Linked DNA regions of Homo sapiens: region 2 is linked to region 1. The links are chromatin loops, found by intact Hi-C in ENCODE. Cell type or tissue: gastrocnemius medialis. All regions are shown on one strand. Links, peaks and the distances in the headings refer to the core of each region. The heading gives the core; the rest is flanking DNA.

The links. A loop is a pair of places that touch in the nucleus more often than their neighbours do. Peaks named below come from ENCODE experiments on the same cell type or tissue, not always from the same donor. Only the 100,000 strongest peaks of a DNase experiment are listed, where the experiment ranks them.
Region 2: it touches region 1 in a loop (5-fold over the local background); 1 of 110 quality-filtered maps calls a loop at or near these places.

Annotation. Positions count from the first base shown.
Region 1 is chr10:113,663,898-113,677,087 of GRCh38, forward strand. NRAP (nebulin related anchoring protein) reads right to left here and starts at 144. Exons shown (of 42, transcript NM_198060.4): 1 at 1-144. In gastrocnemius medialis, for the core only: no CTCF peak of the experiment used is centred there; DNase peaks (open chromatin) are centred at 224 and 2,224; H3K4me3 peaks cover 230 bases; H3K27ac peaks cover 3,357 bases.
Region 2 is chr10:113,575,748-113,593,082 of GRCh38, forward strand. HABP2 (hyaluronan binding protein 2) reads left to right here. Exons shown (of 13, transcript NM_004132.5): 4 at 150-257; 5 at 1,403-1,519; 6 at 2,279-2,398; 7 at 2,880-3,051; 8 at 4,848-4,945; 9 at 6,129-6,384; 10 at 7,469-7,611; 11 at 8,401-8,535; 12 at 10,046-10,191; 13 at 12,458-13,855. The coding sequence ends at 12,622. NRAP (nebulin related anchoring protein) reads right to left here. Exons shown (of 42, transcript NM_198060.4): 39 at 16,447-16,554; 40 at 14,831-15,142; 41 at 13,919-14,050; 42 at 12,967-13,332. The coding sequence ends at 13,228. Among named protein-coding and RNA genes, the nearest start is that of HABP2, 31 kb to the left of the region's middle. RefSeq lists a silencer at 1,210-1,410. In gastrocnemius medialis, for the core only: no CTCF peak of the experiment used is centred there; DNase peaks (open chromatin) are centred at 8,024 and 10,275; H3K27ac peaks cover 3,520 bases.

The DNA of each region.
Region 1 (13,190 bases), core at 1-5,000:
GAGAGGACAAAGATAGGCAACAGGCAAGAAATGCAAGGAGAACCCCCAGTCTAGTTCAAGTCTTCAAAATCCGACGACCATAAAATTCCTGTGGGCACCTCGATCTTTCAGAATCCAACTTCCACTTTCCTTTGCTGACCTTCTAGTTTGAAGTCAGCAGTTGGATGGTTTTTAAAGCTGCCACTTACTCAAGGGGCTATTTTGGCCACTCACTCAGCACGCATGTGTCTGGGAAATAAGGTGGAAGTATTTCTAGCTGACATGCTTCTCTAAATAGAAAAATGAACTCACAACAGCATCATGTTTATGTGGATAACCAAACCCTGGTGTATGATCAGGCAGCATGGAGTGGTTTAGCACTAGCTGTGATCATGACCCAAGAAAAGAACCTAAAGGAAGATGCCACACCGTCATCCAACAATCAAATTAGAAAAGCTTGCTCTATGCGTCCTATGACTAAAGCAGAAAGGCCAGCTCCCAAAAATATAGAAAATAAAATAGGATTGATTCACTCCTTTAAATGGATAAATATCACACTTGAATTTTAACTTTACCTACCCAAAGCGTTTACAACAGTTAAACTAAAAACTTAATAAGGTGTTAGTTTGTGTTTAGCTTCTACTGGAACGCAAAACTAAAAACTAATGAGAACTCTTGGTGTTTTGGCCTCTGTATTTTATTCTAGAATGTTCCAAGAAGGCCTTTGTGCTTGTTCCCTTGCCTCACAGGCCTTAAAAGAGGTGATATGAAGACAGAATCTCTCTTCCTGGCTTTGGGAAGCCTCTCATTGCCTTCAGTCTCTGCTGAAATGTCACCTTATCACCTTATAGAAATACCTGATACAAAATGGCACCTCACCTGTCCCCACTCCTATCTCATTATCTTCCATTACTCTTAGCCTGCTTGATGGTCTTCATAGTGGTAATCACAGCTGGACATATTACATGTTAATGTTTCTATTTTTAAAAATTGTGTCTCTCCCATCAAAATATGAGTTCTGTCTAAACAGGATCTTTGGTCCTTTTTGCCACTTCTATATCCCCCATGCCTAGAACAAGGTCTGCCAATAAAAGGTGCTTAATAAAGATTTATTGGATTAATGAAATAAATTTAATACTCACACCAAAATGCCTATAGAGGCCAGGTATGAAGTCTAGATAATGGTAGGAACTTTTCCAAATAGATGAGCACTCATCCCATCTGAAGCAGGCAACTGCTCCTCAGTCCCAGCCAACTGTCATCATGAAACAATCAACATTCCAGGTTGCCAAATATCCTGATTTTTCCGGAATATTTTCCAAATATTCTGAGCACACCAGAAGTCTGCATTTACAAATGAAATTCCCCTTTTTGTATATAAAACAATATAACAGAGTCGTGGGCAGTATTTGGCCAGCAGGTTACCAATTTGTGACCTTGGCCCTAAATGTTCTGAGGTTAGGTTGGTGTCCCCAGGTAGGGTGGAGTAAGATGAGTAGTATTTTGGGGTTGTGCTGAGATAGCCAGGGGGTAGGAAGAAGCTCTAAAGCCAATGAAGAAGAGTAGCATTCAAGTCCACATGAGTATAAGGGGAAGGCGGAGTCTCAGGTTTTCCCACATGGGGCTAGGGCTCTCTCAGCATGGGGAGGGGACTCAAAGCAGGGACTCCAGGCTCAGCAAAGACTCCCACACTGAAACGTGATTGGGCAGGAGGGCTGCCACCAGCCTGCAAATGAGAACAGCAATGGGCACAGCACAAAGACCTGCAGGGTTCCCCGGTTGTTTTGCTCTGCACCAGGCTTCTCAAGCCTTACTTAGTGGGTGGGGTGGAAGCTCCAATAATCACTGAAATGAACTGTACCCCAGTCCGGAGGGCTGAGGAATCAGGAGGATTTCACTTAAAAAAGAAGCTTGCAACGTTCCTTCTCTGCCTAAGCTTGTGATTGCAATCTGTAGCCGTTAAAACGGGTTGGTCACATTTGTGAACACAAGAATTACAAAATGCAAGATGCTAAACTGGATTTGTACCATCACTTCTGATTTATTAGACATCAGAAATTGCTAGGAGAAACAACCCCATAGAACTAGAAATGGGATAGTTTAAGGAACTAGAAGTAAACACTCATTTCTGGGGCAAGACAAACACAGACTTCACTGTGTAGTCGAGTCTTGGTTGGTTCACACCACCCTTCTCATGTTATATACAGCCCCTCCTGCTCCTTGGCCTAAGCCCCTCCCACTTGACGCAGGGATTACAGCAGGCCGTCCAAGCCAAGTCAGTGAGCATACCACATTCCTTTGGCCTTAGGAGTTGGTTCAGATAACATCAGTCTTAGCCTGGGTTCTCCAGAAAACAGAACCTGTGTCAAAGGCTTATATGCAAGGACTTTATTCCAAAGTATAATCCAGGGAGCAAGAGTTAGAAGGCAGGAAATGCAGGGCAGGGAACAGTTGGTATTAGGGTTGTTCTCAACGGGGCCACCAGCTGGTATAAAGTGTATTGAATGGCTTGACCATCTTCCAAGGGGCCATATAAACAACCGCTACTCAGGAACATCTACCAGAGGAAGGAAGGGTCCTGTCTCCCATTGGTGAAAGGTTTGCCCCATTGGCCATTAATGTCCATGCTGTGTATGTACACAGGGAGTCCCATGGCATCTCGCACCTCAGTATCAACAGGAAAACACCAAGGGCAGCAGAAGGCCAAAGACACTGTCAGTTGTGCCCACGTGAAGATGGCCAGAGCCCTCATAGAGACAGTGGCCACTACCGAGGCTGAGCCTGCTCAAGTAGGCAAAGGCCCTACGGAAGGTGAGGCTGAGTGAATCTAAAGCAGCCCTTCCAGGTGTCTGATGCACTGGGCTCTCAGCAGAGTCCTGGACCTGGGCTTGGTGGTGGTGAGCTGGAGCCTGATCTTGCAGAGCCTTGTGGAGCCTTGATCTGGGAACTTCGGCCCACACCACCCCACATTGCTCTGGCTTTTTTTAAGTCTTGACTCATAGGGAGCTTTTTGTTTCACATTAATGACTTTTATGTTCAGTATGTGGGCAAGTAGTTTCCTTTTGAAAGTTAAATGTAGTCCTCCTTATTTACCTCTTTTCAATTTCATCCTGTTGATGGTGGTCGCCTTGCTTTAGGCGGTTGAGGTCTTTTTGGACTTGGATTGAGTCATCCAGGATATGAGGTAATCCTTTCTAACTCTGCACCATTTCCAGGGCCCTCCAGGGCTGTGCATATGGACTGGTTTTGAAACTACAGAAAAATGATAAGAGATGTGAAATCAAGGGACAGCTGCTGACCCTTCATTCTGTCACTGTCACTCAGATTAGACGGAAGGTGTTCCTCCCATGCTGGGGGTTTGTTCCTGTTTTAATTTAGGTTGCCCCCCTCAGCAAGGCACAGGGAAGTTATTTGGGAGGTAGTCCCATGAGGCAGGAGTGAGGGTTTAAGGCAAATGAGCCAGGGAAAAGAGAAGAGTCAATAAAGAGCATATCCTAAACTAGATATTATACCACTGTGGGCAGCTGGAGCACAATCTTGCTGGGGACACTCTGAAGATTTGTGTAGAATGTGCCTCAGAATGGTCCCACTGAAGGATGGTGGCTGGGACACATCCACTCAACTCTCATCCCCCATTGGTTGAGGGCAACTGTCAGGGTCATTAACTCCCCTATACCTTTAGGGGAGACCTCTCTCCACAAGCTTAATGGACTTAGGCAGCTTGAAGAAAGCCCAGAGGCAGGGAAGTGGAGGGCCACTGCTGTGGGCGTGTAAAGAGGGCCTGGTGACATGCATGGAGATAACACTGGTGAGCGGAGGGGATGTGATACCAGGTACCCCCAGAGTGGGTCACTCAAGGAAACTGGCAGTGGACAGGGTAAGGGAAAGTACTTATATGAGATGCACCGTGAACTCTCACTGTCCTGCTCTTCCAGGCTGATGGTGTCAACCCTGTTCCATCCGTCCACTCCTCTGCACTGTACAATGCTGCGTCGACACACTTGGGGTGGAGAATTCAGGAAGCAGGGCCTTGTCTTGAGCTCTCATGCTTTCTCAGGTCAGACCTGCCCTTGCCCACCACCCTCACCCCTAACCTTGGGGGCTTCCAAGTGCCCTGGGAGAAGTTATTGGGGGTATTCTCCTGGGGTAAAGTCCCAAGGGTCCTGGCTGATGGGGGGGTCAGCGACCTCAGACTGAAGTTCTTCTGTGGCAGTCATTAAGGCCTGAGCACTAGATGGTGGTGACCTTAATTAGGCAAGGAGCTCTTACCACCCTAGGGAAACCTAAATATTGGTGAGGTTACCTAATGCCCAAGCTTCATTCTGAGAGGTTGAGCAAGTGATCTGTTGGTTTATAGAAACTGTACTCTGTCCAGGAAAATTAGAGAAATTCTACATCTCCTCAAACTTAAATCTGGCTTGAAACCACTCTGGTTTAAAGTTATATATTAGTCAGGGTTCTTCAGAGGGACAGAACCAATGGGGGACATATATGTGTATATATATATGAGATTATTAGGGAGAATTGCTTCACACAATTACAAGGCAAAGTCCCATGATAGGCCGCAAGTTGGAAAAAGGGAAAAGCCAGTAGTTTGGCTCAGTCCAAGTCTGAAAGCCCCAAAACCAGGGAAGCTGACAGTGCAGCCCTCAGTCTGAGCCCCTGGGAGGCCACTGGTGCAAGTCCCAGAGTCCAAAGGCTGAAGAACCTGGAGTCTGATGTCCAAGGGCAGGAGGAGAAGAAGCCTAGTGTGCTGAAAAGCATGGGAAGAGAGAAAGAGGGAGAAGACTCAGCAGACAAGCTTATCCACTTTCTTCCACCTGCTTTGTTCTAGCCAAGCTGGCAGCCCATTGGATGGTGCCGACCCACATTGAGGGTGGGTCTTCCTCTCTCAGACCATCAACTTAAATGTCAGTCTCCTCTGGCAGCACCCTCACAGACACATCCAGGAACAATGCTTCATCAGCCATCTAGGCATCCATCAATTCAATCAAGTTGACACCTAATATTAACCATCACAGTCATTGTTTGCTTTGAAGATGGGATTGTGTCATTTGGTGTAAGATAGGGACCCATAAACTTTTCTGTAAAAAATCAGACTGTAAATATTTTAGGCTTTGCAGGCCATATACAGTCAATCTCTGTTGCATCATCTTTTTCTTATTCTTCTTTTTTTTACGACCCTTTAAAAATGTAAAAACCATTCTTAGCTTGTGAGCTGTACAAAAACAGACCACAGGTGACCTGCAGGTGGTAGTTTGCAATCACAGGGCATCAGGAGCAACCGTGTCTGATGCTCTTGGGGAGAGGGAGTGGAGAGGAAGGCAGAGGAAAGGATTAGGAATCAGTTCAGCCCTATATGGCCTGGGCTTTGATTGCAGTAGAATCTTATTCAGGTGTGAATAATAATATTCAACTGCTACGGTTACCTTTTCCTGGGCCAGGAGACAATGACACACCCTGTGGGTGGGGTGGAAGTTCCCCTCTGAATCAAGAAATGGATAGTCGGCCGGGCACGGTGGCTCACGCCTGTAATCCCAGCACTTTGGGAGGCCGAGGTGGGCGGATCACAAGGTCAGGAGATCGAGATCGAGACCATCCTGGCTGAAACGATGAAACCCCGTCTCTACTAAAAATACAAAAAAGTAGCCGGGCGTGGTGGCAGGTGCCTGTAGTCCCAGCTACTCAGGAGGCCGAGGCAGGAGAATGGTGGGAACCCAGGAGGCAGAGGTTGCAGTGAGCCGAGATCATGCCACTGCACTCCAGCCTGGGTGACAGAGCAAGACTCCATCTCCAAAAAAAAAAAAAAGAAAAAGAAATGGATAGTCACACTGCTGAAGGCAACAGAATCAGAAATGAGGCAGGCTTGAGTGGTATCCATCTGGGTCCACTCAGGAGAGAGAAACCATACAGTAAGCTGAATTAACACAGGCATCCCTCAGTATCCATGGGGGTATTGGTTCCAGGGCCCCTGAGGATACCAAAATCCATGCATGCTCAAGTTCCTTATATAAAATGGCATAGTATTTGTATATAACCTACATATAATCTCCCATATGCATTAAATCATCTCTAGATTACTTAAAGTACCTAATACAATGTAAATGCTATGTAAGTAGCTGTTACCCTGTATTTTTTTATTTATATCATTTGTATTATTGTATTGTTATTTTTTGCTTTTTTTTAAGTATATTTGATCTGCAGTTGGTTGAATCCTCAGATCCAGAACCTGGGGATATGGAGGCTCAACTGTATAACAAATTATAAACTATAACAGCGAGTTGGAATATCAAGAGGTTGGCTAGTAAGAAGTAAAGAGAACTCTGAAAACTGTAGCAATAGCAGATATCCTTGCAAATAACATATGTGTTAGTTTGCTAGGGCTGCCATAACAAAGTGCCACAGGCTTGGTGGCTTAAACAACAGAAATTTATTTTCTCACAGTTCCAGGGGCTAGAAATCCAAGATCACGATATCAGCAGGGTTGATTTCTTCGGAGACCTCTCTCTGCTTGTAGATGGCCACTTCTCTCTGTATCCTCCCATGGTCTTCCCTCTGTATCTGTGTCCTTACTGCAACCAGTCAGACTGGTTGGGGGCTAGGTCTTCATGTGCATAGGGTGTAACTGAGTAACCAATGGGAAACCTCTAGAGGGTACTTCAGACCCCAGAAGATTCTGTAGCCAGTGCTCTTGAGCCACTTGCTCCAGCCAGCTCCCACTCTGTGGAGTATACTTTCATTTCATAAATCTGTTCTTTCATTGCTTCATTCTTTCATTCCTTTGTTTATGCATTTTGTCCAATTCTTTGTTCAAAACACCAAGACCCTGGACAACTCCTAGTCAAGACCCTCCACTGGTAACAGAGGCACTCTCTACAAAACCACCTGAAGCAGGTGCCAGGGGAAGCTGATGGCTGCTGTGTGTTCTGGCTACCAGGTACATTCCAAGAACCTGGTGCTGAGAAGCCATGCCCTCTGAAGGAGCACGCCAGACATGCCAGAACCAGGAAGCAAAACTCTTTCCATCTTATAATGAATCTCCAATGCCCTTTACCCACCAAGGTTAACATGAGGCCACAGGCAAGGGAAAACTACTTAAAGGGCCCAGTTCAATTTCTACAGAACAGACAAAAAGGGTGGATTTGAAGTTGTGAGGCAATCATTCAATAACATGTACAACATGAATTCCTTCTTCCAGGGAAGAAGGGAATTCCTCTTGGACCCTGAGCTTCCTACTCTCTCCACCTGGCAAAAGTCTGCTGGGACCTCAGCAGGGGCCAGGGTTTGGGTTTGGCCTGTGGGTGGTGAGAATGGCATTTCTGTTAATCTTGCAATGTCCTTCATGGAGTCCTGTATAAAGTCATAGCCTGGCCTGAGCTATCCAGTGGAGAATTGGAGAAGCAATCACTGGTGGCACCCCTCAGGGGTGCTATGCCCAGCAGGGTGTGGATGGGGAATTCACCAGCAACCAGAGGGGAGGGCTGGAGGGAAGATTCGGAGGGGCTGGCCCAAGAGCACCTATGAGCCCCTTTGGAAACCATCCCAATAGGGGAAGCTGGGGGACTTTTCTGGAATAAGGGGGAAGGTTCATGCTATAATCATGTGAATATAGAAAGGAAACATAAAACAATGGCATGGTCCAAGGCTGGAGAGACAAAGGAGGTACCTTTACAAGAAAACATCATTTGGATCCAAAGTGTCAGTACAATTATTACAGAGGGAAAAGTTCACAATGGTTTCTTCCCTTCTGTATTTCCCTCTTGTTGATACTGTGATAATCCAGCCTTAGAGCAGTAACTTTGGAATTTCTTGTGCCAGCCCACAATAAGTATGAGGGCAACCCACCCCCAATATTTCAACATAGGTTCTTTCTATTTTCCCTAAGTGTCAGCTGGTCTGAGAAATAAAGAGAAAGAGTACAAAGAGGAATTTTACAGCTGGGCCGCCAGAGGTGACATCATATATTGGTAGGACCGTGATGCCCACCTGAGCCACAAAACCAGCAAGTTTTTATTAAGGATTTCAAAAGGGGAGGGGGTGTATGAACAGGGAGTAGGTCACATGCTTTAAGGGGCAAAAAGCAGAGCAAAAATCACATGCTTCTGAGGAGCCAAATAAAACACAGCAGAATCCCCTGCAGACTTACATGTCCCTGTCTGACAGCTTTGAAGAGAGTAGTGGTTCTCCCAGCACACAGCTGGAGATCTGAGAACGGACAGACTGCCTCCTCAAGTGGGTCCCTGACCCCCAAGTAGCCTAACTGGGAGGCACCCCCCAGTAGGGGCAGACTGACAACTCACATGGCCGGGTACTCCTCTGAGACAAAACTTCCAGAGGAACGATCAGGCAGCAACATTTGCTGCTCACCAATATCTGCTGTTCTGCAGCCTCTGCTGCTGATACCCAGGCAAACAGGTCTGGAGTGGACCTCCAGCAAACTCCAACAGACATGCAGCTGAGGGTCCTGACTGTTAGAAGGAAAACTAACAAACAGAAAGGACATCCACACCAAAACCCCATCTGTATGTCACCATCATCAAAGACCAAAGGTAGATAAAACCACAAAGATGGGGAAAAAACAGAACAGAAAAACTGGAAACTCTAAAAATCAGAGTGCCTCTCCTTCTCCAAAGGAACGCAGCTCCTCACCAGCAATGGAACAAAGCTGGACGGAGAATGACTTTGACAAGTTGAGAGAAGAAGGCTTCAGATGATCAAACTACTTCGAGCTAAAGGAGGAAGTTCGAATCCAAGGCAAAGAAGTTAAAAACCTTGAAAAAAAATTTGACAAATGGCTAACTGGAATAACCAATGCAGAGAAGTCCTTAAAGGACCTGATGGAGATGAAAACCACAGCACGAGAACTACGTGATGAATGCACAAGCCTCAGGAGCCGATTCGATCAACTGGAGAAAGGGTATCAGTGATGGAAGATCAAATGAATGAAATGAAGTGAGAAGAGAAGTTTAGAGAAAAAAGAATAAAAAGAAACGAACAAAGCCTCCAAGAAATATGGGACTATGTGAAAAGACCAAATCTATGTCTGATTGGTGTACCTGAAAGTGACGGGGAGAATGGAACCAAGTTGGAAAACACTCTGCAGGATATTATCCAGGAGAACTTCCCCAATCTAGCAAGGCAGGCCAACATTCAAATTCGGGAAATACAGAGAACGCCACAAAGATACTCCTTGAGAAGAGCAACTCCAAGACACATAATTGTCAGATTCACCAAAGTTGAAATGAAGGAAAAAATGTTAAGGGCAGCCAGAGAGAAAGGTCAGGTTACCCACAAAGGGAAGCCCATCAGACTAACAGCTGATCTCTCGGCAGAAACTCTGCAAGCCAGAAGATAGTGGGGGCCAATATTCAACATTCTTAAAGATAAGAATTTTCAACCCAGAATTTCACATCCAGCCAAACTAAGCTTCATAAGTGAAGGAGAAATAAAATACTTTACCGACAAGCAAATGCTGAGAGATTCTGTCACCACCAGGCCTGCCCTAAAAGAGCTCCTGAAGGAAGCACTAAACATGGAAAGGAACAACTGGTACCAGCCACTGCAAAAACATGCCAAATTGTAAAGACCATCGAGGCTAGGAAGAAACTACATCAACTAACGAGCAAAATAACCAGCTAACATCATAATGGCAGGATCAAATTCACACATAACAATATTAACCTTAAATGTAAATGGGCTAAATGCTCCAATTAAAAGACACAGACTGGCAAATTGGACAAAGAGTCAAGACCCATCAGTGTGCTGTATTCAGGAAACCCATCTCACGTGCAGAGACACACATAGGCTCAAAATAAAGGGATGGAGGAAGATCTACCAAGCAAATGGAAAACAAAAAAAGGCAGGGGTTGTAATCCTAGTCTCTGATAAAACAGACTTTAAACCAACAAAGATCAAAAGAGACAAAGAAGGCCATTACATAATGGTAAAGGGATCAATTCAACAAGAAGAGCTAACTATCCTAAATATATATGCACCCAATACAGGAGCACCCAGATTCATAAAGCAAGTCCTTAGAGACCTACAAAGAGACTTAGACTCCCATACAATAATAATGGGAGACTTTAACACCCCACTGTCAATATTAGACAGATCAACGAGACAGAAAGTTAACAAGGATATCCAGGAATTGAACTCAGCTCTGCACCAAGCGGACCTAATAGATAGCTACAGAATTCTCCACCCCAAATCAACAGAATATACATTCTTCTCAGCACCACACCGCACTTATTCCAAAATTGACCACATAGTTGGAAGTAAAGCACTCCTCAGCAAATGTAAAAGAACAGAAATTACAACAAACTGTCTCTCAGACCACAGTGCAATCAAACTAGAATTCAGGATTAAGGAACTCACTCAAAACTGCTCAACTACATGGAAACTGAACAACCTGTGCCCGAACAACTACTGGGTACATAACGAAATGAAGGCAAAAATAAAGATGTTCTTTGAAACCAATGAGAACAAAGACACAACATACCGGAATCTCTGGGACACATTCAAAGCAGTGTGTAGAGGGAAATTTATAGCACTAAATGCCCACAAGAGAAAGCAGGAAAGATCTAAAATTGACACCCTAACATCACAATTAAAAGAACTAGAGAAGCAAGAGCAAACACATTCAAAAGCTAGCAGAAGGCAAGAAATAACTAAGATCAGAGCAGAACTGAAGGAAATAGAGACACAAAAAACCCTTCAAAAAATCAATGAATCCAGGAGCTGGTTTTTTGAAAAGATCAACAAAATTGATAGACCGCTAGCAAGACCAACAAAGAAGAAAAGAGAGAAGAATCAAATAGACACAATAAAAAATGATAATGGGGATATCACCACCGATCCCACAGAAATACAAACTACCATCAGAGAATACTATAAACACCTCTACGCAAATAAATTAGAAAATCTAGAAGAAATGGATAAATTCCTCAACACATACACCCTCCCAAGACTAAACCAGGAAGAAGTTGAATCTCTGAATAGACCAATAACAGGCTCTGAAATTGAGGCAATAATTAACAGCTTACCAACCAAAAAAAAGTCCAGGACCAGATAGATTCACAGCCGAATTCTACCGGAGGTACAAGGAGGAGCTGGTACCATTCCTTCTGAAACTATTCCAATCAGTAGAAAAAGAGGGAATCCTCCCTAACTCATTTGATGAGGTCAGCATCATCCTGATACCAAAGCCTGGCAGAGACACATAAAAAAAGAGAATTTTAGACCAATAGCTCTGATGAATATTGATGCAAAAATCCTCAATAAAATACTGGCAAACTGAATCCAGCATCACATCAAAAAGCTTATCCACCATGATCAAGTGGGCTTCATCCCTGGGATGCAAGGCTGGTTCAACATACGCAAATCAATAAATGTAATCCAGCATATAAACAGAACCAACGACAAAAACCATGATTATTTCAATAGATGCAGAAAAGGCCTTTGACAAAATTCAACAACGCTTCATGCTAAAAACTCTCAATAAATTAGGTATTGATGGGACGTATCTCAAAATTATAAGAGCTATCTATGACAAACCCACAGCCAATATCATACTGAATGGGCAAAAACTGGAAGCATTCCCTTTGAAAACTGGCACAAGACAGGGATGCCCTCTCTCACCACTCCTATTCAAAACAGTGTTGGAAGTTCTGGCCAGGGCAATCAGGCAGGAGAAGGAAATAAAGGGTATTCAGTTAGGAAAAGAGGAAGTCAAATTGTCCCTGTTTGCAGATGACATGATTGTATATCTAGGAAACCCCATCGTCTCAGCCCAAAATCTCCTTAAGCTGATAGGCAATGTCAGCAAAGTCTCAGGATACAAAATCAATGTGCAAAAATCACAAGCATTCTTATACACCAATAATAGACAAACACAGAGCCAAATCATGAGTGAACTCCCATTCACAATTGCTTCAAAGAGAATAAAATACTTAGGAATCCAACTTACAAGGGACGCGAAGGACCTCTTCAAGGAGAACTGCCAACCACTGCTCAATCAAATAAAAGAGGATACAAACAAATGGAAGAACATTCCATGCTCATGGGTAGGAAGAATCAATATTGTGAAAATGGCCATACTGCCCAAGGTAATTTATAGATTCAATGCCATCCCCAGCAAGCTACCAATGACTTTCTTCACAGAATTGGAAAAAACTACTTTAAAGTTCATATGGAACCAAAAAAGAGCCCGCATTGCCAAGTCAATCCTAAGCCAAAAGAACAAAGCTGAAGGCATCACGCTACCTGACTTCAAACTATACTACAAGGCTACAGTAACCAAAACAGCATGGTACTGGTACCAAAACAGAGATATAGACCAATGGAACAGAACAGAGACCTCAGAAATAATGCCGCATATCTACAACCATCTGATCTTTGACAAACCTGACAAAAACAAGAAATGGGGAAAGGATTCCCTGTTTAATAAATGGTGCTGGGAAAACTGGCTAGCCATATGTAGAAAGCTGAAACTGGATCCCTTCCTTACACCTTATATAAAAATTAATTCAAGGTAGATTAAAGACTTAAATGTTAGACCTGAAACCATAAAAACCCTAGAAGAAAACCCAGGCAATACCATTCAGGACATAGGCATGGGCTAGGACTTCGTGTCTAAAACACCAAAAGAAATGGCAACAAAAGCCAAAATTGACAAATGGGATCTAATTAAACTAAAGAACTTCTGCAGAGCAAAAGAAACTACCATCAGAGTTAACAGGCAACCTACAGAATGGGAGAAAATGTTTGCAATCTACTCATCTGACAAAGGGCTAATATCCAGAATCTACAAAGAACTCAAACAAATTTACAAGAAAAAAACAACCCCATCAAAAAGTGGCTAAAGGATATGAACAGACACTTCTCAAAAGAAGACATTTATGCAGCCAAAAGACACATGAAAAAATGCTCACCATCACTGGCCATCAGAGAAATGCAAATCAAAACCACAGTGAGATACCATCTCACACCAGTTAGAATGGCGATCATTAAAAAGTCAGGAAACAACAGGTGCTGGAGAGGATGTGGAGAAATAGGAACACTTTTACACTGTTGGTGGGACTGTAAACTAGTTCAACCATTGTGGAAGTCAGTGTGGCGATTCCTCAGGGATCTAGAACTAGAAATACCATTTGACTCAGCCATCCCATTACTGGGTATATACCCAAAGGATTATAAATCATGCTGCTATAAAG
Region 2 (17,335 bases), core at 5,365-10,364, 83 kb before region 1:
AACATATGTTTTCCTCCTTTCCCCAGTTTCTGGCTCAGTAGTTACTCTCTCATTTGGGGCAGGAGACTGAAATTTGATGAAAAATTTGGAGGGGGGCGCTTCTCACCTGCCTTTCCTTACCAACATTGCCTTCTTCCTGTGTGTCTTAGATCCATGCCAGCCCAACCCCTGTGAACACGGTGGGGACTGCCTCGTCCATGGGAGCACCTTCACATGCAGCTGCCTGGCTCCTTTCTCTGGGAATAAGTGTCAGAAAGGTGAGTCCGTCATCACTAGTCCACTCTTCCCTCTGAGTTAAACAAGAGGCAGTCCTTTCTGTGTGAGAAAGCACTGCGCAATGCCATGGAAAGGATTATAACTGCAATACTGTATCATGCATAGTGTATTCCTCTGCAGGGTCCCAGGCAGCCTCTCACTGGATCCTCACCCCTGCACTGTGAGATGGAACTAGTACATCCATTCTCCAGATGGGAAGATTGAGGCTGAGAGGGGATAAGGGCTGGACTCTAACCAAGATATATCCCAAACTCAGGACTTTGTGCTTAGAGTTTAGTCTAACTGCAACAGAGCCATGTTGTCCTCAAATGGGAGAGCAGGGAGGATCTCAGGGCACATGAGACCCAACCCAGTTAGAGAAAGGGAACCCAGAGAGTGGGGGCATTTGATCAAGGTCACACAGCTAGCTAGATGTAGAGCAGAAATTAGAGCCCTCGTGCCTGACTTCTGGCCCATGCTCATTCATTCTACCATACTCACTGTGTCTGCTGCCAGTGAACTCTTGTGGGCATAACATGAGGCAGTGGAATAAAGCATCAGGAATAGGACTCCTAGGGGCTAATTTTACCCCTAGAGAAAAGCTGTATTCGGGCTGCTCTAGCAACCATCTTACTTCGTGGAGGGAAGTGGGGCCTTAGGTATATGTACAGCTTTGTGGTTGACTTCTTCCCTCGGTGCCCTCTTCACTTATTCTTTTCATTTTCAATCCTGCAATTTCTTCAGTAAATTTTTCAGGATGGTTGAGAATATCGAGTATAAACACAGTGTCTGGGCTCACTCCTCAACTTCTCAGAAAAGTGACAAAACTGTAAATGCATTCTGAAGTTAGCTAGAAAATGGAGAGACTAAAATTGCAGCTCTGTTTGGTGAAGGTGTAACAATTATCAAAGTTTTTTTATTAAGATATAAAAATTAAGACTATGGGCATGGGAAGCAATGTGGGAGACAATCCTCCATGACCCAAAAATTAGACAGAAGCCTTGTCCTGGCATAGCCCAGTGTTTCAGGACCACGGACAAGGCTACAGACACTGTCAGTCACCCCACCCTCAAACATTGTTTTATACATGTATCCCTCTAAGGAAAATGTGCCCCAAATAATGTCTTATGTTATGGATCTCCTACAGTGCAAAATACGTGCAAGGACAACCCATGTGGCCGGGGCCAATGTCTCATTACCCAGAGTCCTCCCTACTACCGCTGTGTCTGTAAACACCCTTACACAGGTCCCAGCTGCTCCCAAGGTAAGTGGTGGAGGCCCCTTCGACGCTAGACTTTCTGTGCCCTATCTTGTACCTGCACCCTTCTGCATGGAAGGCCAGATGCATCTGATGTTTTTGTGGCAGGCACCCAAGATGGTCCTTTTCCCTAGGCTTTCTAAAGATTCATTATCCCTGGATTGACTCCACCCAGTGGGAATTGACTGGTCTGTGTCCCTTCCCACCCAAAAAGAATCATCTTGAAACTCACTTCTTCCAGGAAGTAGACCCTGATCTATTCCTGAGAGGGACCAAGTAGGGGAATGAATACATATCGAGTCCCTGCTGTGAGGCAGGCATTGTCTCAGGAAATTTACGTTCTCTTTTGCTTTCTCCAAAGACACCTCAAGGAGGAGCTTTACAGATGAAGAACCTGAAATGTAGACAGATTAACTCATTTGCTCATGGCCACATGGGTATCAGCAGGCAGAGCTCTACCTAGCTCAGACAGGGCCCACCACTCCTGCTCCGTCCATGCTTCTTTGTTTCCTTACTGACTGACCCATCTACTTATGCACTTAGGCATGGCCTCCAGCCAGATTGCTTCATCCACATTTGCTTATGTTCTTAAGGCTTCTGTGTACACTTACTAGAGTGTCAGTGGATCTGTCTTTCCCATCTGGTGACCCATCTTTCGCGAAAGGATGGACACCAGTAGAATGCCACCAATGTCTCCTTGTCATCTCAGACATGGGCTGCAACTCCTTCTGAAGAGCCTTCCTGGCCCCATTCCTGTGTTCACAGTGGTTCCTGTATGCAGGCCAAACCCCTGCCAGAATGGGGCTACCTGCTCCCGGCATAAGCGGAGATCCAAGTTCACCTGTGCCTGTCCCGACCAGTTCAAGGGGAAATTCTGTGAAATAGGTATGGGTCTCTGCCACCATCAGGGCCACAAGTGAGGCCTCTGGAACCCTTTCCTCTCTGGGTTTTGTTGCCAGAATGTGGTTCAAATCAAGTTTCCCAAACTCGACTATTGCCTCAGCCTTCTCACCTAAAGGGATAGGGCGTGTCTGGCTTCCTGTAAAGAAAGTAATAAACTGGGGTGTAGTGCAGGCAAGTCAAACCACTTGGGCATCCCTAGGCCCTAGCCCACCTTCCATCAGTTCTTGTGTGAGCCAGAATTAAAGAACTAAGCTCCCACACCCTACAACCACTATATTTCATGTTTTAAGCAGGATTAAATGTGGGACATTCAACACTTTTTTTTCTGAAATTCGTGGTGAAATCTCAGGGCGATAAATATGCAGGTCCAGTTCTCTCACCATGTCACATACCCACCAAGCCCTTTTTGGGAGTGGCATGCCAATGGCTGTTGGTTCTCACATTGCTACCTGCTCTCTCGGAGGTTCTGATGACTGCTATGTTGGCGATGGCTACTCTTACCGAGGGAAAATGAATAGGACAGTCAACCAGCATGCGTGCCTTTACTGGAACTCCCACCTCCTCTTGCAGGAGAATTACAACATGTTTATGGAGGATGCTGAAACCCATGGGATTGGGGAACACAATTTCTGCAGGTAACATTTACCTTATTTATGCTCAGTTGATTTTGGTCACTTATTTTAAAACAGATCATTGAAATTCATCAGCCTCCTTTCTAGGAAGATTTTCTTACTCAGCAAGGCAATGTTATGCTGCTGTAGTAAACAACTGCCAAATGTCAGTGGCTCAAATACATCAAAGTCTATTTCTGGGCTGGTTGCTGTGGTTCATGCCTGTAATCCTAGCACTTTCAGAGGCTGATGCAGGCAGATTGCTTGAGCCCAGGAGTTTGAGGCCAGCCTGAGCAAAATGGCAAAACCCCGTCTCTACCAAAAAAAAAAAAAAAATAGCTGAATGTGGTGGTCAGCACCTGTAGCCCCAGCTAATCAGGAGGCTGAGATGGGAGGATCATCTGAACCCAGGAGGTCGAGGCTGTAGTGAGCCACTGCACTCCAGCCTGGGTGACAGAGTGAGACCCTGTCTCAAAAAAAGAAAAAAAAAAAAGAAAAAATGTCTATTTCTTACTAATGTTCCATGTGTCATGTGGGTTGGTGGTGATGATGGCAGGGGATTCAGCTCCACAGGCTTACTCAAATATTCAGGATCAGCAAGAAGAGACTGGGAAATGAAGCATGAGTTTTTCTCTACCTCAACCTAGAAGGGACACATCCTCTTCCCACACATACTTTGTTGGTCAGAAATAATCACATGAGCCCACGTAACTTCTAGGCAGAGATGGAGAAGAGCAAGTGGAAGGTCTGTTGAAGGTGATGGTCTCTGGCCCAAGGATGTTCAGGCTTTCCCATGTGAGGCTAATGCCACCACCCTCCCTGGTGGTGATCTAGTTTCCTTCTTCCTTTTCTGCTGCCTCCAGGCCACTCTGTTGGCTTCCTGCCACTACCCTTTGTCTGGCCAAGGCCAATGAGTCAGATGAGTTGCAGGTGAGGGGGTCTTTGTATGGCTTTGAACTGGCTTCATAAATGAGGATTTTTTCTTGTTTTTTTTTTTTGTTTGTTTGTTTTTGTTTTTGTTTTTTTGAGATGGAGTCTCACTCTGTCACCCAGGCTAGAGTGCAGTGGCACCATCTCAGCTCACTGCAACCTCTGCCTCTCAGGTTCAAGCAATTCTCCTGCCTCAGCCTTCCAAGTAGCTGGGATTACAGGTGCGCACCACCACACCCGGCTAATTTTTGTATTTTTAGTAGAGATGGGTTTCACCATCTTGGCCAGCCTGGTCTCGAACTCTTGACCTCATGATCCACCTGCCTTGGCCTCCCAAAGTGCTGGGATTACAGGCATGAGCCACTGCACCCGGCCATGAAGATTTTTTTTTTTCACAAAACACTAGTACTTTCCACTTGCACTCACCTTGAGCTGTTCCCTTTGTGGAGCTGTCTTCGGGGGCGGGGGGAGGGGGGGCCTCTTGGCAGCCTTTCTCAGAGGATTCCCATGCATAGAATTCAAAGCCTCAGGCAGAGGAACCCAACTCTCACCATGTTTATGTGATGATTTTACTCTCCTGATATAGAAAGGTCTTCATCAGGGATCTCATTTCTTTTCCTACAAATAATTTGGTATGTCCTGTGGATCTGGCATGAGACTTGGGACCGCTTTCTTGTCCTTGAGATTTTCCTCTAGAAGAAAAGATTTTGCCAGAAAAAATACTATAAACACCCTTCTGTTCTAAGGTTTTGTAACCTGATGGAGGATTCAAAGAAATGTGGTCCCAGGGGGAGCACAAGAGTCTAGCACCTTCTTATCCAAAGGTTCTTTAATAAGATCCAGTGTGTTCATCAAGCCTTGACTCTGAGTTGTTTTGTTTTGTATTTTAGAAACCCAGATGCGGACGAAAAGCCCTGGTGCTTTATTAAAGTTACCAATGACAAGGTGAAATGGGAATACTGTGATGTCTCAGCCTGCTCAGCCCAGGGTAAAGGCCATGGCTGTTCAGAAGCCCAGGGGGTGGGGGGGATGGAGATTTGTAGGGAGATGTCCCTGGCACCTGGTCCCTCCCTCACCCTGTTCTTCCTCCACACCTGCTTTACCAATTCCCATCCCAGTGCCAGCCCAACTGCCCAACTGTCTGCACCCACCAGGATGCCAAGCAGGTCTGGATACCTTTGTGGGTTTAGGTCAGGTAGTCCAACTCTAAACTCATGGTTTCTGACTCCAAATCAGTGCCCTCAACAGATATTTACCCATCTCTTGCTGTTTGCCAGCCACTATGCTGGGCACTGGGTGTGCAATGGTGATCAAACTGGCTGGGCTCCCATAGCCTCTTAGGATGCAAAGCATTCAAATTCCAGCCTCACAGTCTTCCTGGCCATCTGTCCTGGCCCCGCTCTGTGCCCACATCTAGAATGATGTGCCCTTCCACCCTGACCAGTGGGATTCCTTCCCTGAGCAGTTTCACATATGTGCCTTTGATCTTATGGTTACTTCTGTCTATAACATACCATCCCATATCTGTTCTTGTCCATATACAACTATTCTTTGAGAACCAACTCAAATATCCCCTCCTCCAGGAAGTCCTCCTTGATTTCTCAAGTAAAATGTTATCTCTGCCTCCTTACAAACCCTAAGGAACAGGACAAGGCACCACCTATACAACATTTACTGCTCTCTCCTTTTGTGTCACAGTCATCTGTGCAAATGTCTTATCTCACCTATTCTAGTTCATCTGAATATCCTCCCCTCTACCCTGAAAAAGCCTCCACAATTGTAAGTGTGCACTAATAATGAAAGGTGCATTGATGATGCACATTTATAATTGTGGGGGCTTTGTCAAGGTGAAGTACATACCCAGTGAGGGATTTGTATATTTACATAAACATAATGTGTGTGTGTACATGTCAATCTTAGGAGTCACATACTTTGAAATGGACAAGAAAAAACTACATTGTTAATTCTATAGACTTGCTTTATGTTACGCAATGTATTCAACAAATATCAACTGTGCACCTACTGCATGCCCACCCTGTCTGCACCAGTGCAGTCTCTCAGCTCTGGACCCCTGCTCAGCTGTTGGGCTCAGAGTCATACCTCTGCCTGAGCCCTGCTGAGGAACTGGAGGGAGGCTGAATAGCACAATTTATCTTTCTTGTGTCCCACAGACGTTGCCTACCCAGAGGAAAGCCCCACTGAGCCATCAACCAAGCTTCCGGGGTTTGACTCCTGTGGAAAGACTGAGATAGCAGAGAGGAAGATCAAGAGAATCTATGGAGGCTTTAAGAGCACGGCGGGCAAGCACCCATGGCAGGCGTCCCTCCAGTCCTCGCTGCCTCTGACCATCTCCATGCCCCAGGGCCACTTCTGTGGTGGGGCGCTGATCCACCCCTGCTGGGTGCTCACTGCTGCCCACTGCACCGAGTAGGTGCCGCTGGGAGCAGGGACCAGGGTGGCTTGAGTGGCTGGGGGTGCTCTCCCCTTCCCCTCTGAGCAGCATCTTTGTAGCTCTGTCAGGATTAGGGGGTCTGATCTGTTCAAGGGCAAAAGAAGGGCTCCTGAAAGCCAGAGGGAAAATAGCTACCATGTCTGGAATGTTTACCATGGGCACTGCATTTATTATATGACATTTAATCCTTAAAGCTGTCTGCTGGAAGACAAGCTGAGGAAGGTCAGGGATTTTTATCTGTTTTATTAACTGTAGGATCTCCAGTGTCTTGAGCAGGCCTTTGTACATAGCAAGTGCTGAGTAAATATTTGTGGAGGAAAAGAGTTTATTGTTATTCCCTTTTTGTAAGTGAGGATCTTGAATCCCGGGATTCTTCCTTTACCTTGCCTGAAGTTGTATGGAAAGTTAAGTGGACAAGTAAGATGGAAACCCCATTCTATCTGCTTCTTTGACTTCTTTTGTCCTGCCCTGAATAGAGGAAAGCATGCTCCTTTGTCTGATACCATCACCAATGACCCTTCTGAGTCAGGTGTCTTCATCCATGCCTCCTGTGTGCCTTAGAGAAGCAAGTAACTTCTGGGGAGCTGAAGAGTCACCCCCTCTTCTGAGCTCCCTGTGCTCATGGTCAAGGCTGGTCCAACAAAGTCTGGGTTTTGGAGGTGGCCATGAAGGTCTTCCAGTTCACCTTATAGTAAATGATTTCTCTGGGATTCTAGGAGGTGCTCCTCAAGAGAGGTCAAGCAGGCAAACATTAGCACCTGCCAATGGATTTTAGAAGATTGGTTCAAGATGGCAATGGCTGTTTCTTTGGAAGGCCTAGGGAGAATGGGAGGTCTCCCATGAGAAGTGGGTAAAAGTTATAGCTTATATTTGGAGCTTGCTTCTGTTAATAAAGCACTTCCCTTACATAATCTTATTTGGACCCTACCACAGCAGAGTTCTGTGAGTGAGACGAGGGTTACAAATGAGGAGGCTGAGTCTGCAGAAGGTCAGATTTGCCAAAGGCCACACAGCTGAGCAGAAACAGTGCCTTCCTGACCATCTCATTTTCCCTTGCAGCATAAAAACCAGACATCTAAAGGTGGTGCTAGGGGACCAGGACCTGAAGAAAGAAGAATTTCATGAGCAGAGCTTTAGGGTGGAGAAGATATTCAAGTACAGCCACTACAATGAAAGAGATGAGATTCCCCACAATGATATTGGCAAGTTCCTCTTTCATGGCTTTCCTGAGGGTCTTGTCCTGGGTGGATTTCTCTATGACCAGAAAGCTGAAGTTTGGTTCTAGAAGGTGCTCTTGATTGTTTTTGGTCCCTGTGGACCCTGTGCGGTAGGGAATGTATTCCAGGGATTTTTAGTTTTTGAGGGTATGTGCAAATGTAGATAAATGGGCATATGCTCTTAAACTGAGGGGAAGCAATGCTAGGAACATTGTGCTATGGAATAGGCTTGGCCTGGAATCCCAGCTTCCCAACTTTATCACCAGGAGACAGCTCACCTCCTGAGCCCTCTTTTCTCTTCTATGAAATGGAAACACTGATGCACAACTCTCAGCTTCCTATGTGTCAGGAGACACAATGTGCTTGCAGGCATGCCTGGCCCCTAGCCCCTGGCAGGTGCTCCAGTGCAAATGCAATGACGTTCCTAGCTACCAGCTGCTCAGTTCTGTATCCCGTTTCCCTTTTCATGAGACACCCCCCCACCTCTCTCTCCTTCCTCAATAGCTTTTTTCCCCTCTAATGGCCTGTTTCTTAAAAAATGGATTAGAAATGATTTCAAAGTCAATTGTCATTTCTTGACATGACTCTCGCCCTGAAGTGTTACTCCTTCCTGGGTGGAAGTTCAAAATATGAAATGACCACGGAAGAAGATTTTCAGGCATGGTGGGGGCAGGTGGGGCTTTGCTGTGGCCACCTTCATGAGCAAGTTGGAGCTGGTGCTTCTCTGACAAAGAGGTGACATCGCATCCATTTTCTACCTCTCTCTCCACCTAGCATTGCTCAAGTTAAAGCCAGTGGATGGTCACTGTGCTCTAGAATCCAAATACGTGAAGACTGTGTGCTTGCCTGATGGGTCCTTTCCCTCTGGGAGTGAGTGCCACATCTCTGGCTGGGGTGTTACAGAAACAGGTGAGTCGGCCATGCACTCTCCCATGACTTAGGTGAACTACATCAACCAGAGAAGAAAGGCCAAACTCAACTGCCCTTTTGAAGTTGAAATGAGTGTCATATTCAAAATGCATCAACCAAAGAAAGCATCCACCTCATTGATCAAGCTCTGGTTAAATTCCTCCACCTGCAGGGAGCCTTCCCTGAGTTTCTCTGATCTCCATATCTGTCCCTGGCCCTACCCCTAAATACTTGAATTTTACCAAGCATTGACCCTGCATTTATGGAGCTCTTGCTCCCTTCCTAGTTAGATTGGAAAGAGGAAAGATCATGGATTTTTGAGTCAGACAGACTGGTATTCAATTCTTGACTTTGTCACTTGAACAACTGAGTTTTAGTTTCTCAATAATCATACTTACTTCCCGGGTTTGCAAGCATGATCACAGGGGATGATAGAATTCTACAGAGACATTCATTAAGTCAGCCCTTAGAAGATGGGGGTCAGGTCCCATTCATCTCTGTCTGTCTCACAGTACTTTGCTCGGGGTTCTCCACACAGTAGACATTCTATAAAATTGTGTTAAATCCAGCTGTTGATTTGTCTTTAGGATTTGGTCTAATTTTTAAAAGTAACCAAAGGATTACTTTCCTCATAGTACTGGCAACATTATACCCACTACTACAAAAAAAATTCAGAAAGGTATTTCATGTCTTTTCCAAATACTCAAAATATATTTCTCTTCCTTCGCAAATCCTGTCCTTAATAATGAATAGCGAGAATCACGATAAATAAGTCTGCAGAAATTCCACATATCTGAACAAAGTGAAATGTAATATACAACTTTGAGTCTTTTGAGAAAGATGTCTGGCTAATTGGATTTAGGGTCAGCCAGTAAACTCATTTTACAGCCATTTTCATTGTAGTCCATCTGAACTTGTCAACCTCTATTCTGCTCAATATGGTCTGGTCAGCATGGTGATGTCTCAGTTGGGAATCTTTTGGAGCCTCAGGTTAGAATTATTTTGCTTTTCATAAACAGGCTTCTAAGACTTTATGTTCAAAGCCTTTATGTTCTCTAAGACTTTATGTTCAAAACATGTTTTGATTGATGTCATTATCTTTACAGGGGAAAATGCCTGCTCTAGGAAGCAGGTAGCCTACTGCGCAGGGCACTTCATCCATCCATCCATCCATTCATTCACTAAGAATTGTGCCAGCCCTTTTGTTAGGCCTTGGGAATTTTAAAATGGTTAAGAGAGCATCTATTTCCTCCTGAACCTCATGGCCTACCTGGGGAAAGAGAGGAGGGAATATACTATCTGGTCCATGTATCATGACCAGCACAGGATTGCAGGTCTGCACTGGCATGGTGAAGGCTAAAGATGAGGCTTTTCTGCCCATATCCTGGAAAAACCCTTCCCTTCTGAGCTAAGAGTTGGTGGGCTTCTCCCTGACAATCTGGTTTCTGGTGGGGTTGGTGCCACCCTGGTCCCCACAGTAGTGACTCTTTTCTCTGCACCTTCCCCACAGGAAAAGGGTCCCGCCAGCTCCTGGATGCCAAAGTCAAGCTGATTGCCAACACTTTGTGCAACTCCCGCCAACTCTATGACCACATGATTGATGACAGTATGATCTGTGCAGGAAATCTTCAGAAACCTGGGCAAGACACCTGCCAGGTCAGAGACTCCAAGTGGTGCTTGTGGTAGGAGAGGCTAGCAGGATGTTTCACTAGGCAGAGGACCCTTAGAGCCCTGGGCTGGGAGCTAGGTTCAGAGGTCCACCTGTGGTAAAGCTAAGACACAGGTGAGCTGTGTCTGCCCCCTGGCCCTCTGGTGCATCTGCATCCGCATCAACCCAGGATGACTCAGCATAATGACCACAGAGGTCACATTGCCTGCACTGTCTAATTTAACTCTCACAACACACTGGTGAAGGTGATGTCATGATCACCATTTTACAGATGCTTAGAGAAGTTATCTTGGCCTATAGCAATTGGGTGGCCAGTGGCAGGGCTGGGATTTGAACAATACAGTCTGCAGGACACCAAAGGGGCTTGTGGCCTCAGTGTAGGGCAGCCTTTCTGAGAATCCCAGTAAACAGGGAACTGTCCAGAAGACCAGTGGCTAGAAGGAGAAAGAAGAAGGCCTAGAGCTAGAGATTTCACAGTAATATTAACTCATGATTAGGACTCATGTGTGCGTGTGTGTGTGTGTGGGGGGGGGGGGGGTGTTTTAGCCCTAGAAAACTAAGTATATCTGTAGCCTAGGGCCTTTCAGAACTCCAAGTTGCTGAGGCTTGTGACTCAGAGACACTGTTGCAGAGAGAGAAGGTGGTGGCTCCATCAACCAATGCTAAAGTGACTTCAGGCCCTGCCCCAAGTCAAAGCCCATTCCCCATAGTCCCTTTATCTGTAGGGATCACATCACACAGGGTCCTTTCTAGAATCCCAGGAACACCTCCATTTAGAATTTTCTGACTGTTGTCCCCATAAGCCTTCTAAATGTCCTGGAAAACAGCATGCCAACATTCAAATCCCAACTCCTTCAGGGAGCCTCCCCGTACAAAGGAACCCACAATGATTTGCTGGCCTTGAACTCACTTTGGGATGGGACATCAAGGTTCCTCTCTCCAGGGTTTGTGGCTCTCCTGTGACTATCTGTCTCTTCCCAGTGAGCCAAGGATGTTCACCTACTCAGAGGAGGGGCAGATGGGTGCAATTTGCCCTAAACTCCTTCCCAGAAGATGGTTAAGAAAACAGCTCATTCAGGCTGGGCATGCGTGGTGGCTCAAGCCTGTAATCCCAGCACTTTGGGAGGCTGAGGCGGGCAGATCACCTGAGGTCAGGAGTTCAAGATCAGCCTAGCCAACATGGTGAAACCCTGTCTCTACTAAAAGAAAAATACAAAAATTAGGTGGACATGGTGGCACATGCCTGTAGTCCCAGCTACTGGGGCTGAGGCAGGAGAATCGCTTGGACGTGGGAAACGGAGGTTGCAGTGAGCCAAGAGGGTGCCACTGCACTCCAGCCTGGGCAACAAAGCGAGACCCTGTCTCAAAAAAACAAAAACAAACAAACAAAAAAAAACCTCATTCAATTCCCTAGATAATTGAAGGCTTTCACTTGCAGGCTTTGGAAACAAATAGTTGTGAATTGAAACCTGTTTCTGTCTCTTACTGTATGGCTTTTATCAGTGATGAAAGCAATTCTTCAATCTCAGATGCCTAAACTATAAAATGGAAATCTATCTATAAGATCACAAGGTCGTGGCTAAGTTTAAAATAGAGAATTCATTTTTTAAAAACCTGTCAGTTGTAGTGTTTAAGCAGTATTAAGTTTTTGAGAGCTATCACCCTCAATGTCTTCTTCTCCTCACCATCATCATCCTCGCCACCTTCCGTGAGGGTTTAATATGAACCAGGCACTGTTCTATATACTTTACAAACAATCTTCACAAGAACCCTGGGGGATGGGGATCTATTGCTATCTATGGTTTACAGTGTGAGAAACTGAGGCCTAAGGTCACATGCCTGGCAGGTGGTAGGGCCTGGCTTAAAACCCAGGAGATCTAACCCCATAGACCATGCTGAGCACCTAGGCCACGCTGCCTTGGAGTCCCCAACCTCCTCCCCTATGTGTGCTGAGGGCCCCCGAGAACTCACAGTCATAACATCTGCATCACTGAGAGTTGGGAAGTGCAGCTGTGCGGCTCCTCTGTTAAGCCCGCGTGGACTCAGGGACGGAGGACACTGTTATCTTCTCTCCCTTAGAGTCTTGTATCATGTGAGATGTGGGGAGAGCCTTGTCACTGCTTTCCAGAGAAGCCCACGGAGGCTGGCAAGGGACTCCACCCCATCCCTCCCTGACACCCCCTGGAGAGAGGTGGGGGCATCTCCAGATGTCTCTGGTTCACGAGGATGAGCTTATGCCTCTGTTTCCCTTAGGGTGACTCTGGAGGCCCCCTGACCTGTGAGAAGGACGGCACCTACTACGTCTATGGGATAGTGAGCTGGGGCCTGGAGTGTGGGAAGAGGCCAGGGGTCTACACCCAAGTTACCAAATTCCTGAATTGGATCAAAGCCACCATCAAAAGTGAAAGTGGCTTCTAAGGTACTGTCTTCTGGACCTCAGAGCCCACTCTCCTTGGCACCCTGACACCGGGAGGCCTCATGGCCAACAATGGACACCTCCAGAGCCTCCAGGGGACCACACAGTAGACTATCCCTACTCTAAGCAGAGACAACTGCCACCCAGCCTGGGCCTTCCCAGACCAGCATTTGCACAATATCACCAGGCTTCTTCTGCCTCCCTTGGTAACCCAAGGAATGATGGAATCAACACAACATAGTATGTTTGCTTTCCTTACCCAATTGTACCTTCTAGAAAATCAGTGTTCACAGAGACTGCCTCCACCACAGGCATCCTGCAAATGCAGACTCCAGAATCCCCAGCATCAGCGGGAACCACCATCACATCTTTATTCCTCAGCCCAGACACTCGAGGCACTCAACAGAATCAGCCATCCACGTCTAGGTATCAGAGAGGACCACAAATACAACATTCTCCATCTGCTTTCAGAGTTATTATTTTAATAAAGGAAGATCTGGGATGGGCTGGTGGGCCATTCCAGCTTGCCGAAATCAAAGCCATCTGAAGCCTGTCTCTGGTGAACAAACTTCCTCTCTGGCCTCTCAGGAATCAGGGTGGACATGGCTCACAACAGCAGGGCCTTCTTCTTTTTGACGTGCAGAATCTCAGTGGCATCTGGGTTCACCTCCCCACTCTGATGATCTCCAGCCTCCACTGCTTCTGCCCCCCGCTGCTGAAATCAAACATACCCCAAGTTAAAATGAAGCTCCCCCACCCCCACTCCCGGCCCCGGTTCCCACAGGACACGCTAAGAAGCACAGGGAGCATTTAACAGGCTCACCCTCCCTTTCCTTTTCCCCTCTTCTACCCTCCCCAAGAAAAAGGGCCTTCAAGGCAGGAATGAGAAAGCAAAGCCAATCTCTCATTTAGACCTGGCTTCTTTCTTCTGAACAAAGTAGGGTTCAAAATGCAGACTGTCATATCCAGCGAGTCCCTGACCCTTTCTGCGAATGTAACGAGCAAGCAGTCAGCACAGCCTGGGCTGCCCTGGCCCGGGATTGATGTAGCCCCGGTAGGTTTGCCTCTGCAGAACTAATGGCTGTGACTTCAGAGAAAGCCCTGCAGGAAGTTTAACCTGCGTGTCATCTGCCTGGTCATCTCAGACCCATGAAATTAGGCGCCTTGTTTGAGCTGCGTTTCACACTTCTTTAGAGCTAGCTGACCTTTGGCCAAAAATAAACTTTGAAAAGAAACAATGAGTTTGTCTTTCCCCATGGCCTTGCAAGCCAGGGGTGGCTTTGCAGCTTGCTACTCACGTAAGCTCCCTGGAGACCCAGGCCCCTTGCGTTGGCCAGTTCCGCAGCCCGCCGAGCCATTTCCACTTTGTAGGAGCCAGGAGGGGTCCAGCCAACACCTCTGGTCAGGTTCAAGTCTGATTTATACTTGACCTTGAGGGTAAGAGGGAAGCAAGAGGAATATGTCAGCAGGGTTTGGAGCGGTTTGACCATTAAGTAAAGAAGATTAAAAAGGCAGCCACAGTATGAGACTATGTTGTCTGTCATCAGTAAAGCCAGAACAAGGGGAACAAATTTATCATAAGCAGCATCTCCCTGGCACAGGGGCCGCAATGTGCTGTGAGTCCAGCCGGCATGTTGCTGTCTCTTGCATCTTCCCATTCAAGTGACAAAAGTTACAGTTGGGAGTGGGTGGGGTAGTGACACCTGCTCCACACACTCTGTGGCCTTAGGGAAGCCACTTCCCTTCTCTGGGCTTCAGTTTCTTCCCAGAGAAAGTGCAAAGGCTGGGTTAATAGCTAAGATCCCTTGGAAACAGTTTAGCATAGCCATCGAGAGCTTGGGCCCTCACAGCAAACCAAAAGGGGTTGGTATCCCAGGTCTGCCACTTATTTGTTATGGGATCTTGAGTAAGTCACTGAACCTCTCTGAGCCTCAAGTTCCTCATCTGTAAAATGAAGCAGCCCTGGGGTTGGCATAAGTGCCAATGGCAGGAGGCTTGGAAAGCATTTGACACAGAGCCTGGCCCACAGGAGACACTCGAGAAGTGGTGGTTATTATTGTTATTCTTTCTGGCACTAAAGTGTTAGGTGTCTTGGATTCTCTCTCAGCCCAGCTCCCCCAGAAGCTAACAATGGAACGTGGCATTATGGCCATCTCTTAGGAAGAGGCACCAGGGGAAGGGCCTCAAGGGAGTGGGTGGAGGTGGCTCACATCACTCTGCAGCTGGTGGGCCTTCTGAGCATGCCTGAGGCCCAGCTGCTCCGGGTCGCAGGTGGGCTGGGGCAGGGGCTGCCTGTAGTGCACATCACTGGCCAGCTGCTGGCTCCTCTTGGCCTGAAGGAGGCCGGGCTGGTCTGTGCTGCTGTGAAACTGGGACCGACTCTTGGCAAAGTCCTTCTTGTACTCATTGTCACTCTGGAGCCTGCCAACGTTGAGGAAATGCTTCATCCTTGGGTCATCGTCGACACTGCGGTACCCGATCTGCAGGCCTCGGTCCCGCAGGAAAGCCTCTTTGTACCGGAACTGCAAGTCAGAGGAGCAGAGGCAGATCATGGGTGCCTACCTCCCCCAGGACCAGCCTCACATATGGGGCCATCCCAGGGCATTCTCAGCAGGAGGCTCAAGAGTGGGTTAGAGGCACAGGCTTTGGATTCAAATAGACCTATCTGTGTGGTCATGGGCCTGTTACTGAGTTTCTCCATGAGCCTCAGTTTCCCCATCTGATAAAATTGGAGAATGATCTACACCCCATAGGAGGTTGCGAGGATTCAACCAGATAAGGACTGAGCTTCATGTCTGGCATCAGCTCTGGCCCACTGAGTGGTGGCTACTGGTATTGTCACTATTGTAATTAATACTCCAACAGGAAGATAAATGTGCCCATTCTCACATAGGCCACTCTGCCTTTGATTCTTTCCAGCTTTTAGGGACCTAGTCCAGTGCTCCTCAAACCATCTACAGTGAAGGGCCAGTCCCATTTTGATTTGCTTTTTACATTTCCAATGCATCAAAGACCCATGTATGGTCCTATTGCATGTGGCTAGTATGTAGCAGTACCACTTGTATTTGGTAACACCCAACCTGGCCTTCACCCTTTTCAATGAGATGAGTCCAGTGATCACATGCTTGGATGTTACAACGTCTAATTGCTAAAAAATATTTCAAAAATCCCATGCTCTTAATTTCTGTACTTATCCAATTGTGGACCAGCAGGAAACTGTTCCCAGGTGCGCCTCCGTCTAGCACTGTGGACACTTGTCTAGTCAATGGTGCCCTCTCTTGCAGAATACCTGCTATGTTCCTGACACCATATACGATTTTGTTTTCATTCCTACATTAATCTGGGAGATAAGATCCCTATTTCATAGATGTAGAAAATCAAGTTCAGAGAATTTGAGCAACTTGCCCAAGACAAACAGCCAAATTTCCTAAGTGACTGAGCCAGGATTTGAACTTGTCCATCTAGGGCAAAAGCCCTATCTCTTTCTACTCTACCACACTGAACTTCAGCTAAAAGAAGTCCTTTTATTGCAAATCAACAACCCAAGCTCATATTCATGAACCTCTTGGTACTCATCCATCATCTTTTAAGAGTGCCTCTCTAAAAAGAGAATGGAAATACAGCCCTCCTTGACCACAATTTCTGCCTAAGATGCTAGAAAGTAAAGCCCTTTTTTTTTTCTTTCATTTAAAATACAGTACATGTTCAGTTTTGGTGCAGAGAGAGAGATAATCTTGACAGGTCCTGGTGGTTTGCCTTTCAACAGAACTGGGAAAACCAGAGAAAAACTCATCAGTGACCGCAGGAGAGAACATGGGGGTCTTACATCACTGGCGATCTCCCTAGATGCCCGGGCAGTCTGGAAGGGGATGGCATCCAGCCTGAAGTCATAACTGCCAGCCCGGGTCTGCTCCCAGGAGTTTCTGTAGACTTTCTAGATTGGAAAAACAAAAGCATGAGTAAGCAGGCAGTCACTCCACTGTCTTCCATGTTGCTGGTACTCAGCAGGAGTGGTTCTTAACCTTTGTTGGTTCCTAGGACGGCACAGCCTATAGCTCCATGTCCACCTTGGCGACTCCCTAGCACTGGGATTGGTGGGGTTGGCCGTAAAAGGCTTCAGCTCTAAGCCCCCAACCCGCCCACCCATTAGGCCCTGCTCCTGTGGGGCTTGTGATCTTCGGGTATGGCTCATTTGCGACACCCACTTGGTATCAGAAGCCTCCACCCCACTCCTTCCTGTCTTTGCATTCACTTTCAGTGCTTCGGGTTTGCAGCTTCTAGGTGCCAGAATTCAAGCTTCCAGAATCCAGTTTCTTCCTACATGCTGAAAGTGCTGTTCCTTGGGCCTTGGCACTCATGTGTTTGTTAGCTCCACTGACATCCGGAGGGGCCTCAGCCTGGCTTTGATGCCATGCCTTGCACCATCACTATGAGGCATGCTGCATCTCATATACACCCCTGGTGCCTGCACGAAGGGAAGAGCCTTCACCTGAATTAAATTTATTGTCAAGCACCTGACCGAGTACCTGACCCATGTGTTTCATATCTTCCTCTTTCATTTTTTCCCTTTTCAAGTTGTTCTCACACGCCCTCTGGGAGTCTGTAATCATATCCTCTTAGTCCTCAGGTAGACCCACATCACCGATAGAGGCATCAAAATCTTCTGTGCCTTCATGTAGCTAATATTTTTTTTTCAAGATAAGGGAATGGCTCTA